Regions from separate parts of the Homo sapiens genome. Here region 2 is linked to region 1. Evidence: chromatin loops called from intact Hi-C (ENCODE). Cell type or tissue: endothelial cell of umbilical vein. All regions are shown on one strand. Each heading gives the region's core, and the rest is flanking DNA. Links, peaks and the distances in the headings are about the cores only.

What was found. Peaks named below come from ENCODE experiments on the same cell type or tissue, not always from the same donor. Only the 100,000 strongest peaks of a DNase experiment are listed, where the experiment ranks them.
Region 2: a loop joins it to region 1, with 2.3 times the contacts of the local background. A loop is called at or near these places in 3 of 110 quality-filtered maps.

What each region holds. Positions count from the first base shown.
Region 1 is chr3:114,221,711-114,224,641 of GRCh38, reverse strand. No RefSeq gene overlaps it. Among named protein-coding and RNA genes, the nearest start is that of ZNF80, 14 kb to the left of the region's middle. In endothelial cell of umbilical vein, for the core only: no CTCF peak of the experiment used is centred there; a DNase peak (open chromatin) is centred at 1,281; H3K27ac peaks cover 1,133 bases.
Region 2 is chr3:114,311,078-114,314,008 of GRCh38, reverse strand. LOC124909411 (a long non-coding RNA gene) reads right to left here and starts at 1,930. Exons shown (of 2, transcript XR_007096008.1): 1 at 1,850-1,930; 2 at 597-823. In endothelial cell of umbilical vein, for the core only: no CTCF peak of the experiment used is centred there; no DNase peak of the experiment used is centred there.

The DNA of each region.
Region 1 (2,931 bases), core at 242-2,741:
GAAGAGTGAGTCAATTCACCCAGGAGCCAGTCCCTATGTTTTTGCCTCTAATTGCCTCTCTCGCTTTCCTTATTTACTGGCTTTGCGCTTCCTTTCTTATTTGTCCATGATCAGCAAATGGACTCTTCCAAGGAACTCCTCATCCCTACTTCTAGGGCTACAAACCGAAGTTGTAGGCTGCTTTTACCAATCACATAAAATGTAAATAGTTACCCCTCTATATGCTCCATTGCACTCTGTATACACTCCAATGTAAAGCTTGTCACATTATATTATCATCATGTGCTTGCTTCCACTAGACTATGTCTACATGAGGGTCAGGTCAGGGCCTATTTTATGGAGTACTGACTTCCTAGTGCTTAGTACTATGCTTTATATGCAGTAGGTACTCAACAAATAGTTCTAGAGTTTTTTAATGAATACATAAATGTATGATATAAATGTAGTGTTTCTTACAAAATTTGAGAGACTTTTTCTAACTCCTCTAATCAACGAAACCTTACTACAGAGAGAAAGAGAACTGCCAAAAGACTATCAATTGAACAAATAGACTATTCTGAAATGATAACTCACATAAAAAATTGCATAATCTCATGCATCCTCTGGGGAATGTTAAAATTCTACAAAGTTATTGTATAACTCTATGAAGCTCTTTCCACATGTTATGATTTTCTTGGGCTTAGAATTGAATATATCTCAATATTGTATATTAAGGTATAATTATAATGAGATATTTGAAATCCAAAATAAAATTCTTTGACCATATCAAAGTCCTCCTTGGCAGTTCCTTCTCTTGAAGATTGACATTCACAGATCTCCAGTTACACCCATGTTCCTGCTTACAGTTAGCAACACACAAATGAATAGCAAATGGTGTCAGAAAAACAATCCTGAACACCTGTGTATGTTTGTTTGCTTTTGGCATTTCATTCAACTGCTAGTTATAAATTAATTATCATAGTCAAAATTAATTTATTTCCCCTTCCTCTATTTCCCAGTAGTACTTTCTTTATTCTGCAATTACAGCACCTAGCACATTTTCCCATGTATTGCAAAACTAATGTCTGCTCAGAACTCTACAATTTATAAAGCACTTATTACATATATTTAAGTCATCTTATTCTCACTACAGTCCTGTGACTTAGACAGAGCCAGTATTAATAAGAAATGAGAACAGAAACCTGAAACTCAGAAAGGAAAATCCTGGCCTAAGTAGGTAGCTAACAAATACCAAAGTCGGTTTGAGCTCAGGCCTTTTTGTTCAGGGCCTATATGCTTCATACACACTTCACGGAACAGGAAATGACTATAATCATTTCCTCATGGAAAGTCACAATGTGCATAGCTTTTTGTAAGCTCTGACAAATGCTACATTAAGAAAACATATTTAGGTTTAACTTTGTCTGTGGCTTACCTATTAACATCCTGTAGCATTGAGTTGCCCCGCATACTGGTTTAGGAACTGCTACACCATTTATTCAAAGATTAATAGAGAGCCACAGCTATTACTGAAATGAGGGTCCTAGGTGATCAATTAGCTTAACTCACTAGCTAGCTGACTAGTTCTCATACACTAGGCTCAAAGCACTTGGATTCAAATATATACCACAGCATTTTATAAATGATATTTATTATATTAATACAGGCTGTGAATCTACTACACCATTACCCAAAGAATGTGTCTGTAACCACCTGAATCAGAATCATGCAGGGTTATTATTAATAATTCATGAAGATTCCCAGCCTCCATGGTAGAGATAGCAGATCAGAGAGCTCATCTTGGGGAGGAGACACAATAACATAAGATGCTGAGACCCAGTCCACTTAGTAGCCCACTATTTTCCCAATCCTAGGTGGAATAGTAGCCCACTATTTTTCCAATTCTAGGTGGAATTGTAGTCCACTATTTTCCCAATCCTAGGTGGAATAGTATTCCACTATTTTCCCAATCCTAGGTGGAATAGTAGTACACTGTTTTCTCAATCCTGGGCCTGCATATCATAGGTGTTTAATAGATTCTTATTGATTCTGCTGCTTTTAAATTCTTATGACCACTAAAGTTTGAGGACTGCTGGTCACCTATATAACAAACTACAGTAAGAGAAATAAGTATAGACAATAAATAAATGGTAAAAGAAAATAAGAGAGATAAGTATGAACAGTGTTAGGAGGGACCAAGTTAAAGGTAATCAATTCTGCATAGAAGGCTCTAGAAAGGCATTACAGAGCACATTATAGTTGAATGGGGTCATGCAGAATGTTTTGGAGCTAGCCAATCAGAAAAGCAACATAAAAACACCATCCATGGGAGAGCAGGCACTGGCTTGGAAAGGCAAAGATATCTTAGGTATCAGATATAAGCAAGTCTCCCATGAGAGCTTAGGGGCAGGGAGCAGAGGGCAAAGGTGAGGGGAACAGAAATATGTGGGAGGTGAAGCTATCTGTCATGACTGAGGCCATAGCATCTTGGATGTGGCCAAGATGCTCTGAAGCATCTTGGATGTGGCCAAGATGCTCTGAAGCATCTTGGATAGTGACAATGCATGTGTGTCTGCACCTGAATTCTTAGAGCTGTGATTGATCTCAAGAGCAAACTGGCATAGCTGCCATCTAAGCTAACATGAGGGAAGGCTGCTCTCAGACATGAAGCTCCCATAATGCTCACTTGTTTTTCGGTGTATAGTTGTCTTTATATGACCAACAGGTGACCCTTTTTACCTACTTCAGGCCTTTCCTGGTACATTAACCAGTCAAGTCAAAGAGCCTAAACATGCTGAGACCCTGAATCGGCCACTGTGGCTTTCAAATACACTGGATTGTCTGGCCTGTGATTTATCTGAAAACGAATCACAAATGGAGCCATGAGTCATTTTCAGCAACCGAGGCTTTAGCGTCAAACAGTAAATTCTGAGAAACCAATTTCCGCTGTGG
Region 2 (2,931 bases), core at 136-2,635, 89 kb before region 1:
AAAACATGCCCCTCTTTAATGACTTTGGAGACTCATAAGGGACTCCTATTTGGCCCATAGATTCTTTGTTATAGTGACCCTGGCCATAAAGAGCTCTCTGATCTCATCATTCTTACAGAAAGTGCTAATATGGTGAAGAAAACTTATATCTTGTTTGTCCTTGGTGAAGTCAACACAAATTAAATTCACAATGTCTTCTGTATTTCAGTCAGCACTGTGCAATGTATGAATAAAAGAGAGGAAATTATTTCAGCCATGAGAAGGCTTAAAATCTAACAACTAGACATGAAGAGAGGTTTGTATAAAATCAAGAGCTAGATTGTGCCATTCAGACTCTCAATGCCAAGGGAGTTTCTAAACTAACAGGAAGTTGATAATGGCTAGAGTGAGTCAAGAAAGGGTCCAAAGAATAAGCGGTCTAGTTTGGGGACTCGCAAGAACACTAAGCTTTGAGTTGGAGAAGCTGAGTGTGGACAGACATTTCCACCAGTGTGAGGAGCACAAAAATATCCAGGCATGAGCTTGGGATGGGGAGAGTCATCAAGAGACCTCTAGACTGAAAGGATGTCAATAAATTCCTGAGATTTCAACATTACCACTGTGAATTTAAATATTTACTTCTTGCAACTCAATTGCTGAACTTCTAAGTCAACCTGATTGATAGTCTAGAAGTATAAAGAGGAAGAAAATATTTTCATGATGCATAATTTGTCTCTATATCATTTCTGTGAACCAACATCTTCTTAACAATGCCAGCCAGCTTCACCCAAAGTCTTGGATCTCTCTTTGCACTATCCACACACTCTTAAGTTTTCTTCTGTACCTGTTAAAAACATTGTGGTGCGATTTATATACAGGCTGTAATAATTGTAAATGACACATACGCTACTCATATGGTACTTCACAGTTTACAAAGTTTCTCCTTAATATCCTTCATCTTCACAGTTATACTGTAAATATTGTGATGTAGCTATGATTGCACTAATTTATAAAAACACAGGTTCAGAAATATGTGTTTTTCCAATAAAAAACAATAAACTAGTGCCTGAGGTCAGGTTTTCTGAAATCCAATAATATTTATACCATACCATTATTCTCAAACTTGAGTAATGTGTGTATGCCCATATGAAGGAAAAAAAATAGTTTCACAGACCTCCTCAATGGGAGGCGATAATAATAAAATAATTATTCTTATTATAATATCTAGTAATAAATTCATAATATGCATAATTATTTTATTATAGACATTCTTAAATAGGCTCAAACACAACGACAAGTGAACTTACTATGCTTATATCCCTTGTAGAATTATAAAACTACAAGTTACTAATTAAGTACAAGTAAAACTATAAAATTAGTAATGTCTACAATAACAATGAGTGCATAGAATGATGCTTTCCTGAATCTAAGTCATGGCTCACAAAGTTAAGTGTACTGCACACACCCTTCTGAATACAACATCCCTACACTACAGTGTGCAAAGTAAAGCAATTATCGCTTCACTTTCCTGTTAGTTCAATACTGCAAAGTCTTCCACTTCTCCACCCATCTGGGAGTAAATGAATCATTTATAAATTAAGCTTCTGTGCCTTTAAATAAACTTGATTATAATCAAGTTTATATGTATAAACACAAACATAGAGGCTAAAACCAATGACAACACTCTGTTTTAAGAAGGCTATCAACATCCAGATATAGATGACTTCTTTGAAGATTATCATTTCACTTAAAACACACAATGTTTAAACGCTTGCAGAGAACTTGTGGACCCCAAGGCTGTATCTGCAACTCTTAGCTTTCCTTATATCTCAGTTTTTAAGAACATTGATTGATAGATAATTTCAGATACCTCAGTTGCTCCAAGCCAGTTTTGTTGCCTCCATGAAAACTTCTGTGGCATCATTAGCATTACCTGGTGCACGTGTTCCTGGGGCAGAACACAATAATATTAACCCAGCATCTTGCAGCTCACAAAGCAGTCAGCCACGTTCCTGCCTCATCTTCTTAAGAATCTTAGAAAGATAGTAATATTACCATTTTATAAATGAGGAAATATTTATGAGTCTTTGATAGGTTAAGTGGCTTATCCAAAGTCGTGAAACTAATTGCAGAGCTCAGCACTTGGACCAAGTTTCTAAATTCCCTGTCCACTACACTCCATGATTACTTCTTTTTTGATCTCTGTGAAGTCCATCAGAGTTTTAGTCCCAGAGAAGGTGCTCTTCACAGCCTACATGAAGTCAGAATGAATATAGTCTATGGTAAGTCCTGTGATGACAGTCTATTTCTGCATAACCCCTATGAGTTGCAAATTTCTTGACAATTTTGGCCCTATTTACATGAACTGGACCACTTAGCTGCCTCAGATTTTTTTTTTTGAAAAAACCTGAAATAAATAAATGTACAGCCTGCTTTGACCTCATGGTTTGTCTCGATCAGAGGATGGATATAGGAGAGTAGAGGAGAACCTTCAAGTTTCTTCCTGGTGATAGCCATTTCAAATGCATAACAACTGGCGAGCCATCCAATGTCCTATAAACACAGCTGTCTGTGTTTTCTCTATATGCAAGGCAATTACTAGAATTGGAATGTCCAATATACTAGCCACCAGTCACATGTTGCTATTTACATTTAAATTTGTTAATTACAATGAAATAAAATTTAAAATTCAGTTTCTTTGTCACATTAGCCAAATTTCAAGTGCTCAACAGCCACATGCAGCTAATGGCTACCATACTGGATGGGACAGACATAGAGCATTTCCATAATTGCAGAAAGTTCTTTGGATAGCATTGTCCTACACTACCTTATGCAAATAAATTACCTCAAACATTGAGTATATCGTTGTGACTTCCAGAAAGCTCAGGCTCTTGCCACACAAAAAGCTCCCCTGTACCTCTTGACAGGTGTGACTTGGAGTAAGTGTGGGAA